Linked DNA regions of Homo sapiens: region 1 is linked to region 2. Evidence: chromatin contacts called from ENCODE POLR2A ChIA-PET data. All regions are on one chromosome and are shown on one strand. Each heading gives the region's core, a stretch centred on a gene start or an enhancer-like site at or near the end of the contact. The rest is flanking DNA. Distances are from core to core; before and after follow the strand shown. Region 1 has its middle 16 kb from the start of C6orf15. Region 2 holds the start of MUC22 (mucin 22).

Evidence for each region. ChIA-PET counts read pairs that join two places held with the same protein, here RNA polymerase II (POLR2A).
Region 1: POLR2A ChIA-PET joins it to region 2 with 10 read pairs in OCI-LY7. The contact joins the enhancer-like site here to the promoter of MUC22 in region 2. POLR2A ChIA-PET finds 5 or more read pairs at or near these places in 2 of 52 experiments (OCI-LY7 and activated naive CD4-positive, alpha-beta T cell).

Annotation. Positions count from the first base shown.
Region 1 is chr6:31,093,109-31,099,333 of GRCh38, reverse strand. No RefSeq gene overlaps it. Among named protein-coding and RNA genes, the nearest start is that of C6orf15, 16 kb to the left of the region's middle. Within about 2 kb of position 4,818, at least 6 of the 41 ENCODE cell types and tissues checked have a DNase peak (open chromatin) inside an H3K27ac peak, as active enhancers do.
Region 2 is chr6:31,005,826-31,012,123 of GRCh38, reverse strand. It overlaps MUC22 (mucin 22), which reads right to left and starts at 1,650. Exons shown (of 4, transcript NM_001395414.1): 1 at 1,348-1,650. The coding sequence starts at 1,417.

The DNA of each region.
Region 1 (6,225 bases), core at 3,569-6,068, 84 kb before region 2:
AAATAAATAAATAAATAATAATAAAATGAAATAAAAATAAATAAATGTACAAAACCAGGGAGTAGTTTTTAGTATACTCATGGAGTTACAAAACCAACACCATAATCAATTTCAGAACATTTTCATCAACCCCAAAAGAAAGCCCAAACCCATGAGCAGTCACTCCCAATCTCCTAACCCTCCCCTACTCCACCCCAGCCCTAAGCAGCCACTCATCTACTTTTTGTCTCTAAGGACTTACCTATTCTGTACATTTCATATAAATGGAATAATACAACATGGTGTCGTTTTGACTGGCTTCTTTCATTTAGCACAATGTGTTCAAGGTTCATCCATGTTGTAGCACATATCAGTACTTTATTTCTTTTTATTTTCAAATTCATTTTTATTCTAGCGTATGGCTGTATATATCACATTTTATTTTCCATTCATCCGTTGAGGGACATTTAGGCCATTTCCATTTTTTATTGTTGTTGTTGTTGTCGTTGTTGTTTGGCTATTATGAATAATGCTGCTATGAACATTTGTGAACAAGTTCTTGTGTAGACATAGATTTTCATTTTTCTGGGCTATAAACCTAGAAGTAGGATTGCTGAGTCATACAGTAACTCCATGTTCAACCTTTGGAGGAATGGTCAGACTATTTTCCAAAGTGCTGTACCATTTCACTGTCCAACAGCTGTGCATGAGAGTGCCAATTTTTCCACACCCTTGCCAACACTTATTATCTCTCTTTTTACTATAGCCAGCCTAGTGGGTGTGAAATTATATCTCACTGAGGAATATAACTGCTTTTAGTTAGGTACACATCTTTTACATAAATTTTAGAATTTTGCGGGCCAAGCACGGTGGCTCACACCTGTAATCCCAGCACTTTGGTAGGCTGAGGAGAATGGATCACCTGAGGTCAGGAGTTCAAGACCAGTCCGGCCAACATGGCAAAACCCTGTCTCTACTGAAAAAACAAAAATTAGCCGGGCGTGGTGGCACATGCCTGTAATCCCAGCTAGTCGGAAGGTTGAGGCATGAGAATCGCTTGAACCCAGGAGGCGGAGGTTGCAGTGAGCCGAGATCACTCCATTGCACTCCAACCTGGGTGACAGAGCGAGACTTCGTATCAAAAAACAAAAACAAAAAAACAAACAAGAATCTCACAACATATTTTCTCCCCCTAATATAACACACTTCAATAATCTCTTGACCATTATTACATAATGAATTTTTCTCTCATTATGATATACTGACTTGATCTGTTAGCAGTATTAAATCTTATGCATATCTTATTTGTATTTTATTATAACTAGTAGGGCAATTTAAATATTCAATATTCTAGAAGATGAAGAATTGGGTTGACTTGGTTAGCTCTTCTTTTTAGTGATATTTTTGGTTAATTTATTGTCTTGGTACCTACTATTGAAACTCCCTTCTCTTTCATTATTGCCTCTGACATCATCTCATGTCAGACGTTCTTATTTCTGCTAACATTCATATTTACAGCAGGGCTGTTACTGGCGGTGAATCCGTAGGTGTCTGCAGCAACCTCAATTCTTACCTCCTCAGAAGAAAGAATTTGACTGAGGGGCATAAGGCAGGAGACAACGAGGCAAGTTTTAGAGCAGGAGTGAAAGTTTATTAAAAGGCTTTAGAGCAGGAAGGAAAGTACATTTGGAAGAGGGCCAAGTGGACGACTTTAGAGATCAAGTATGTGGTTTGATCTTTTGACTTGGGTCTTTTTTTGTTTGTTTTTTGTTTTTTTTTTTTTTGAGATGGAGTCTCTCCCTGTCACCCAGGCTGGAGTACAGTGGTGCAATCTTGGCTCACTGCAACCTCCGCCTCCCGGGTTCAAGCGATTCTCCTGCCTCAGCCTCCCAAGTAGCTGGGATTACAGGTGTGCACCACCAAGCCTGGCTAATTTTTGTATTTTTAGTAGAGACGGGGTTTCACCATGTTGGCCAGGCTGATCTCAAACTCCTAATCTCAGGTGATCTGCCCACCTTGGCCTCCCAAAGTGCTGGGATTACAGGTGTGCCACTGCACCCGGCCTGACTTGAGGTTTTATACATTGCATGCTTCGGGGGTCTTGGTGTTCCTTCTCCCTTGATTCTTCCCTTGGGCTGGGCTGTCCATATGTGCAGTGGTCTGCTAGCCCTTGGAAAGGGCGGCATGCACAGTGTGTTTACTGGAGTTGTACGCATGCTCACTTGAGGCGTTCTTCCCTTGCCAGTCTAAAATTCGTAGAGGAAGGACATACACCAGTTAAACTCCACAGTTTTGCCTCTTAGTGAGCATGCTTGAGTCCACTCGCCCAACTCCTGAGATCTTATCAGGAAGCTGCTGATCACCAGTTTCAGGTTTTTTCTATCTATTGGGATCTGCCTGTCCCTGGCGCCAGCTGCTACCAGTTATTATTTTAGAGAAACAGTTAATAACCGCCTGGCCATCACCTGATGCTCGCCTGGCATTCCTGGTGGGTGTGTGTGGTAGGAAGCCCTCTCCTGCTCTGCTCGTGCCTGACTAGCTGCCTACTATAACAGGGCTACTTGGCTTTCTCAGCATTCTCTGTGGGTTTTCTGCTTACACAGACAAAAGCAAGCACCTATCTTTGCTTTATAAACAGACACATAATTAATAGAAGAGACAAAATGAATAGTTCCCTTTTTATTAAAATAAAATTTTAAAACTCAATTCTTCTCTATTACAGTCATCTTTTGTGCCCTTTATGTGAATTTTTATCTGTTATTATCGTGATTTCATGGCCTGCCACAGATTCAATTTACTTCAATTAACCATAATTATCATTCCTCCTCCCATCTTCTTTCTTTCATGCCCGACTGTCAACTTGAACAATGGGAGCTCTTTGAAATTGGCTCCTTTGTCTTTTTAAGCACTGTCCTTGACTTACTTTCCTTCCTTCCTTCCCTCCTTCCTTCCTTCTTTCCTTCCTTCCTTCTCTCTCTCTCTCTTTCTTTCTTTTCTTTCTTTTTTGCGACAGGGTCTCACTGTTGCCCAGATTGGAGTGGCACAGTCACAGCTCACTGCAGTCTTGACCTTCCCAGCATCAGATGATCCTCCCATTTCAGCCTCCCACATAGCTGGGACTACAGGCATGCATCACCATGCCCAGCTACTTTTTGTATTTTTTGTAGAGATGGGGTTTCGCCACGTTGCCCAGGCTGGTCTTGAACCCCTCTGCTCAAGTGATCTGTCCGTCTTGGCCTCCCAAAGTGCTGGGATTACAGGCATGAGCCACGTGCCCAGCCTGTCCTTCACATTCTTGAAGTCATCCTTGCTCTATGGCAACAACAGAACATTCAAGTCCTGTCCTGATTCTTTCCTTCTCTGAGACATGGAATCAGTTGTCACCTAAGCCTTGCATTCTAAGGGGTCCTAGTTTCTATAAATGAAAAACAGTATTTGAAACCAAAGGCTAGGTCCTGGGGTTCCACATGACAGCTAGTGACAAAACTACTACCTCCTCTGTTGGCCACTTTTTTGTTTGTTTGTTTGTTAGTTTGAGACAGAGTCTTGCTGTGTTGCCAGGCTGGAGTGCAGTGGTGCCATCTTGGCTTAGTGCAACCTCAACCTCCCAGGCTCAAGCAATCCTCCCACCTCAGCCTCCCAAGTAGCTAGGACTACAAGTGCACCACCATGCCTGGCTAATTTTTTTTTTTTTTTTTTTAAATAGAGACAGGGTTTCACCATGTTGCCCAGGCTGGTCTCAAACTCCTGGGCTGAAGCCATCTGCCCATCTCAGCCTCCCAAAATGCTGGGATTACAAGTGTGATCCACTGTGCCTGGCCCATAGTTGGCCACTTTTTAAGATAGACGTTAATGTCAAATTTGCTAACTTAACATGCTGTTTGTTGTATCCTACTTGCATTAGAGAGAGCAGGGTAGACTCATCATGAAAACTTTCCACATCACTGAGAGACAATGAAGGGACCATACCCAGGTTTATGCAGGAATGAAGTGAAGGAATATGTGGAAGTTAAAGTCAGTGTGGGGAAGGCTGGAGAGTGTGAATTGGGCAACACTCCACGTAAGGTGAGGTCAGCTGGGAAACCAGTCCACTGTAGAGATTTTGAAGTCATAAGTTTGAGATAAGGTGAAGTGCTCAGTGATTTTTCCACCTGTTATTTTCACCTAACAAAGACCTGTTTGAGCTATAGTCATTCAGGATGTGACCATGTGTCCCCCACCCCCAAAAGATACGCTGAAATCTTAATCCCTGGTACCTCAGAATGTGATCTGATTAGGAAATAGGGTCTTTATAGAGGTCATCAAGTTAAAATGAGGTCATTAGGGTGAGCCTTAATCCAATAGAATTTGAGTGGAGCCTGGAGCATCTGCAGGACCCAAGAAAGTGACCACAGAGAGGGGCCAAGGGGTGGGGGTGCTGGTGCTGACACTGCAGAGCCTTCTAGGCCTTCTTAGGGATTTGGCATTTTACCTGTATCTGAAGAACAAGGGTTGCACTGATGGCAAGCCAAGATGCATTGTGTTTGCTAGGGGCTGCCAAGTTGCCAAGAGAGGAAATGACTCTGCAGATGGTTCTGCAGGGCCTGGCACAGGGCGAGTTTCCTGCATGAGGGAGGTGCTTTTATTTAATTGTTAAATTTGTTTCCTGTTTATGCCCTTCTTTCTCATATGGGGATGTTCATGGCCTCCTGCCTGGGTGGTGACAGCACTCTCCTAACTGGCCTCATACCCACAGGCTCTGCGTCCTCCAGCCCATCCTATAAGTCAGTTCATCAGACCTCTACCCTGCTCAGGTACTGGCTGGGTGCAGAGCCTGCAGCTTGCACAGAAGGTCGTTCCTGTGCAGCTGACTGCCCCTCCAGGCTCTGTCTGTCTCTTGTCCTCACCCTCACCCCTGCTCCTGCTCTCTGCTGGGCAGACACCACTGGTGGAACTCATGAACATTTGCAGAACTAATGACTGAAGGCACCAGGGCCCTGGCAGCCACCCCACCCTGCATGCAACTGGAGCTCTTCACCACTCTGCACTTTGGTTCTGTGATTTGCCCACCTCCTCTTTCTCTGCCTGTTAAATGGAACATTCATTTGCTACATTCCAGTTCCAGAAGCTTTTAACAAAACCCAGGGAATCCTAGAAGGGTACAGTAAGAGGAATGGAAAGAGGAAAGAAGTTAAAATGTATTTGGTGGCCAGACGCAGTGGCTCATGGCTGTAATCCCAGCACTTTGGGAGGCCGAGGCGGGCGGATCACTTGAGATCAGGAATTCAAGACCAGCCTGGTCAATATGGCAAAACCCCATCTCTACTAAAAATATAAAAATTAGCTGGGCGTAGTGGCGGGCAACTGTAATCCTAGCTACTCGGAAAGCTGAGGCACGAGAATCACTTGAACCCCAGAGGCAGAGGTTGCAGTGAGCTGAGATCGCACTACTGCACTCCAGCCTGGGTGACAGAGTGAGACTCCAATTCCAAAAATAAATAAATAAATAAATAAATAAATAAATGTGTTTGGTTCAGGGGAAAGACTAAAGCTACTGAATAACCTTTGATGTTAAATAAAATTATAACTTTAAATAGATGTAAGGGAAATCATGAATTAGACTAGAACTAAAGATGCATGTTTTAAACTACTGGAAGGGCTGAAACAACAACATAGAGAGCAACCCTTTCGGTGAAAATCAGGGGAAAAAATAGTACTCAGAAAAAATAAAGTAATATAGACATAAAAGCTTATCTCTTTTTTAAACAGAGTATTCGTGTTCCATGAAACTGCTGGTGATAATTTTTAAAAAGTGTATTCATGGAGAAAGTTCTGATGAGATATTATTTCGGCGGTTATTCCTTGGTGGTAGAAGCTTTTCAGGACTTTTCAACTTTGTACTTTGTACTTTTACAAAGACCTGTATAGTACTGGGTTTATAATAAAAACAAAACAAACACAAAAGCCCATTCATCTGCAAACAACTCATTGTTCAAGTCTTTCCTGACCCTCCCACTGAACTCCCAGGCTGATGGTGACTTTCTCATGACATTGAAGGACATTGAATAATTATAACTACTGTAACTAATGGGCCCAGCACTAAGCTCTCTAAGCCTCATCTTCCTTATCTGTAAAGTGGGGATAGTCAGAGTTCCCATGTGATAGGCTTGTTGAGATGACTCAACCAAATATTTGTATACGAAATTCTTAGCATCGTGTCTGGCACGATAAGAACTCAATAACAATTTGCTGTTGTTACCATTATTA
Region 2 (6,298 bases), core at 401-2,900:
TGTCTCATAATTAGGGAAGATATGTTGATGTAAGAAATCAAAGACTGGAGTGAACAGTACTATCTCAGACAGCCCATTGGAGTCACACGGAGCCCAATTCACTTCTCCCCTGGGCTGTTTCCTTTCACAGCCATTGCTGATCCAATGTCAGAGCCAACCCCTCAGTGGCCGAACTCCGGTTTGTTTCTACCAGGGAAGTTCTCAGGGGATTATACATGGATTTGGAATCAGGCAGCATCCGAAGAAGGGTTGAAGCAAAAAATCAAAAAACAGTAGATGTTGGCGTAGATGCAGTGATCAGGGAACACTTCTACACTGCTAGTGGGAATGTAAACTAGTACAATCACTATGGAAAACAGTGTGGAGATTTCTTAAAGAACTAAAAGTAGATCTACCATTTGATCCAGTAATCCCACTACTGGGTATCTACCCAGAGGAAAAGAAGTCATTATACAAAAAAGACACTTGCACACACATGTTTATAGCAGCACAATTCACAATTGCAAAGTCATGGAACCCAAATGCCCATCAATCAACGGTGGATAAAGAAACTGGCATATATATACGATGGAATACTACTCAGCCATAAAAAGGAATGAATTAATGGCATTTGCAGTGACCTGGATGAGACTGTAGACTATTATTCTAAGTGAAGTTACTCAGGAATGGAAAACCAAACATCGTATGTTCTCACTGATAGGTGGGAGCTAAGCTGTGAGGACTCAAACGCATGAGAATGATACAGTGGACTTTGGGCACTAGGGAGGAAGGACGGGGGAGGCACGAGAGATAAAAGACTACAGATAGGGTGGGTGCGGTGTACACTGCTTGGTGACGGGTGCACCAAAGTCTCACAATTCACCAATAAAGCACTTACATAACCAAATATCACCTGTACCCAAATAACCTATGGAAAAAAAACAAAGAAGGATTGAAGGATTTTTACTTGACTTTAGACTGAGATCCTGGTTTTAATTTGGAATTAAGAATGCTATTGGAACTAGAGTTTTCCGGTTAAAAAAAAAAACTTTTATCCAAGATACAAAGGAAAGTAAAATCTCACCCCCCTCCATTTCCCCAGCACCGCCCCACCGCCCCACCACATGTGCTCACAACCACAGCTGGGGGAGACTAATACAGATTTGCTTCTAAGACAGCATCAGAATCATGGTCAGTGGAATTGGGATCAGTACTGGCTTTTGCAGAAATGGGCAAAAAAAAAAAAAAAAAAATGAATCATCATTGTTTCTGGAAGAAGAGTCATGCCTGGGCAGGGGATTCCCCATCTCCTTCAGGGCTTATGTGGCCTCCATGCCCCTCTCCCTCCTTAACTGCTAAGTCACTTACTGGGTCCCAGAAGTCCAAAGAGAAGCAGCCACAGGAACCAGAAAGCAGGAGAGATATTTCCTCTTCTCATCTCTAAATGATGCACATAGAAGTTGTCATTTAGATGCCTGGGTTCCAAAGGAAGGATAGGTCAAAGAGGCAGAGAGACAAGGGGCAAACCCCCTGGGCCTTGATAGAAAATAAAGTTGCACAAAAAGACCCAAAGGCCAGCCAGTGCCAGGGTAAGCCTTGTAGGCAGATGGCATGGTTGGGGGGAGCCCCCAAATTGCTCCACAGTTTGGCTTCTTATTTTTCTTCTTTTTTCCTCGCAAACGTGTCTGTGGCATTTATAGCTGATACTGAGTAGGGGAGGCCAGAACTTTGGGTCCTCCCTCCCCAGGGAGGGGCATTTCTGCGCTGTGCTTTCTGCAGGGCCGTTTGGAGAGATGTACCCTACAGGAATCAAGGCGGAGGAGAGAGCAGAGTCGGCAAGACCAGAGGGCGCACACATGAGGAGGGGCAGGGAGGGAGGCAGAATGAGGGGATCAAACTTGTCGGAGTGGAAGGGACCCACCCTTTGAACCAGAGCTGACCTGAAACCTGTTTTCCCTGGGTATGCCTCATTTTCAAAGCAGGAGGCCTTTGTAGAAGAAAGAAGGAAGAAGAGAAGAAAAGGAAACAAATGGATGGTAAAGGTCAATAGCAGTCTATCTAGGGGAAGCTGGGGATTTGGAGGGTGATAAGAGCATCAGGACACACGCCCGGCTTTCTCCAGAGTGCTCCTTCCCAGCTGCAGAGCAGCACATGGCTACGTGAGTGATACACTCCACTCCCTGTGAGCTCTCCAAGGGTGGGGAAAGTGGACACTGAGTGAGTCTCACTTCTAGTATCAAGCGGAAGTGAGTAGGGAAGAGGATGGGGCACGGAACTACCCATTTCCCTGAGTCAATCTTTGGCAATGGCTCTTAAGCATAGGTCAGGGACCCTGACTCACCTGCGTCCCTATTTCTAGGCTCACAACTAGCAGTTGATTGAAATTTACCCCGTGTAATTCAGATATGCAAGGAAAAATGTAGTTTGGCTTGCTATAACTCACCCAACTCAGTTTCCAGACTCTCTTTCCCACCAATGGCAGGGAAGCCTGGGGTTGGAAATGAGGATACGGGTATAAGCTTGCCAAATATTGGTGATGAAATTTCATTTTCTTTTAAAAGTGTCTCTTTTGGAAGGCATACTGTATGGTTCTAATTATATGAAAGTCAAGTACATGGAAAAATCAACTGATGATGATTAAAGTCAAAATACTGGCTACCTCTAGGGTGGCACTGATGGGGAGGAGGCAGGGGAGGCTTCTGGGGTGATAAGAATGTGGCACATCTTGATCTGGAAAGCGGGTAGGTGAGTGTATGCATGTGTTAAGATTCAACAATTGGCCGGGTGCGGTGGCTCATGCCTGTAATCCCAACACCTTGAGAGGCTGAGGTGGGAGGATTGTGTGAGCCCAGGAGTTCAAGAGCAGTCTAGGCAACATAGCAAGACCCTGTCTCTATTTCTTTAAAATAAATACATTAAAGAATTAAATAAAATTCAACGACTTGAGCACTTATGTGTCCACTCTGCACATTTTACTGCATATATTTTAAGCCTCAATTTAAAGATTAAAAACAACAGTCAAGGGTACAAACTTTCAGTTATAAGAAGAATGAGTTCTGGAACTTTAATCACATGGAGACTATAATTAACAATATTGTATTGTCTATCTGAAATTTGCTAACACACACAGAAAAGAAATGGTAAATATGTGTTGGTGATGTGTTCATTAGTTTGATAGTGGTAATTATTTCACAATGTATACTCATCAAATCAACACATTGTACACGCTGAAAACATATAATTTTTGTCTATTTTACCTCAGTAAGCTTGGGGGGAGAATTAAAAACAATAAGAAAGAAAAAAATTTTGGTGGCTCACGCCTGTAATCCCAACACTTTGGGAAGCCAAGGTGGGCGGGTTAGGAGTTTGAGACCAGCCTGATCAACATGGTGAAACCCCATCTCTAATAAAAATAAAAATAAAAATAAATTAGCTGGGCGTAGTGGCGGGTGCCTGTAATCCCAGCTACTTGGGAGGCTGAGGCAGGAGAATTGCTTGAACCCGGGAGGCAGAGGTTGTAGTGAGCCAAGATCGCACCACTGCACTCCAGCCCGGGTGACAGAGTGAGACTCCGTCTCAAAAAAAAAAAAAAGAAAGAAAAAGAAAACAATGTTTCAGGTCTCTTTTGGGTAAATACTTGGCCATATGAAATTTAATGCCCCTCTCAGGACTGTTTTCCCCCCATTTCAAGGGCTCTCCCCTCCACTTCTTTCCTGCACGTCCTCTGAGGGGGAATTTATGCCTCCTACTGGCAATGTGGGAACAAGACTTCGGCCCTTCAAGCTGGTCTCTCCTGAGCTCCCTCTCGTTCCATCTGGTCACTGGGATCCTGCATTGGCATCCAACGACTCTGAGACACAGTACTACCATTGTCTTCATTTTACAAATAAGGAAACTAAACCATGGAGAAGTCAAGTAATTTGGCCAAACTCACAAAGTTAGTAAGTGATGGAGTCAGGAATTAAACTATCAGTCCAGCTGCAGAGCCTGTGCTCTTCGCCATTATAAAAGGAGGTTGTCATGTCCAAACAGGACTTTGAGTCTGGCCCCTGAATATCTTCCTCCAACCAGACTGCCTGTTCCCAACTTCATCTGACATAGAAATTCTGGAGCTGTCACTGTTAGAAAGTATGCGGAATATAAAACCACAAAGCTACAGAGGCCCAGCTATGTGGAATTTGAAAAACAGATGGACGAGTCATCATAAGGGACATGTCGGGAAAATTAATGAGTTAAGAGCAGGTTGCTCGAGTGGAGCTGACTGGTCCGAGAACATTTTTTTAAATGCCTCCTTGGAGAGTCTGAGTCATGAGGGTTCTGATGACTAGGAAGGAAAGAGCAAACAGGGGTTGTGGGCTTAGGACTTGGGTTTGTTTTAGAGAGTAAGAGATTAGTTTCGCACAGAGTAGGGAATTCCAGGGACCCGGCAATTACGTAGAGTACACAATTTATAAACATAGCATAGATTTGAAATTCGCCCTTGAATGACCTGTGCTGAAAGTTTGATTTAGGAAAGGCCTGTGTTCCAGATTCTCGCTGCCATCTCTCTCAACCTCACCCTGTACCGGCTTAGATTTTCTTCAACCTGGCTGGACAAGGGGTCTGCTTTCCCTTCTAATTTTAGTTTACCCCCAATTCAAGTAGAGTTATTTTCATCACAAGGAGTCTCAATGGTACCTTCCATATAGCATATAGTTCATCAGAAAGTAACAAAAAGAAGAAGATTTTCTGTGAAATATAGCCTGATATGGTCTATGTCTGTGACCCATTTTCCCACAAACGGACCACTCTGATGGCAGCCACTGTCCCTGGATTTGGAGATCTCTCCTACAGCTGCTTAAGCTTCTTCAGCTATCTGGAGCCACCATTTGTGTAGAAATGTCCTATGTGCTTGAGTGCCCATCTTCAAATTTTCTGTTGTGTATACGTTCAAAAACAATTTTGAAAAGCTGTTTTCCCTCCTCTGTCTATGTTTAATCTAAATTTTTTATCATACATTTAATTATTGCAAAGAATGTAATTTCTACCATATTGTAAATGTAGACATTGAAATAATAAAAGTTTTTACTACTCTTTAAAATGTTTCCAGTAGACTCTAAACACTAGCAGCATCTCAATACTCATCATTATCCTTTTTTTAAATTTTATTTTACTTTAAGAGATGTGGGGGGTCTCACTATATTGCTCAGGCTGGTGTTGAACTCTTGGGCTCAAGCAATCCTCCCGCCTCAGCCTCCCCAAGTGCTGGGATTACAGACGTGAGCCACTGCACCTAGCTTCCATTATCCTTTTGAATAACATATAAGCAAGCTCTTCCTCAATAGTCTAGGTTTTTAAATGGTTCCTCCTGCTCTACGAACTTATAGTTCCATTTTACTTTCCCCATATTATTCTACTGGTCTCTCTCCATATATCATATTAAATACCAGTAACATAAATATTCTACTGCTATACATATATCACAGTATGTCTAATTAATAAACCTTATCTCTTAGAGCAGTTTTGGGTTCACAGCAAAATTAAGTGGTAAGTACAGAGGTCCCATAGACTCCCTGCCCCTACGCAAGCACAACCTCCCCACCTCGTTGACGTCAGGGTTTACTCTTGTATATTCTATGGGTTTTGACAAATGTACAATGACAGGCATCCACCATTGTAGTATCATATACAGTAGTTTCACGCCCTAAGAATCCTCTGTGCTCCACCTATTCATCACCCCACCCTCGTAACCCCTGGCAACCATTGACTCTTGACTGCCTTTATAGTTTTGTCTTTTCTGGGATGTCATATGGTCTGTAATAATTTTTTGCTTGAAAAGCTTTTATTGATCACCCTGTCATACTCCTCTGCATCAAAAGATATGTTTATAAACGTCTAAAAAATTTCCTGTGCCTTGTAAGACTCTGTGTTCAATTTATAGCCCCCAGTAACTTTTTGGTGAATTAAGCAAAAATGCTTCTCTTATGATACGTCTTTCCATATTTTCAAGAAAATATGAATCATTAACTTACCTAACATTTTTTATTTTTCATTTTTTTGAGACGGAGTCTCGCTCTGTCGACCAGGCTGGAGTGCAGTGGTGCAATCTCGGCTCACTGCAACCTCCACTTCCCAGGTTCAAGCTATTCTCTTGCCTCAGCTTCCCACGTAGCTGGGACTACAGGTGCCTGCCACCACGCCAGCTAGTTTTTGTATTTTTAGTAGAGATGGGGTTTCACCATGTTGGTCAGGCTAGTCTCAAAAGCCTGACCTCAGGTGATCCACCCGCCTCCGCCTCCCAAAGTGCTGAAATTACAGGCATGAGCCACCTCGCTTGGCC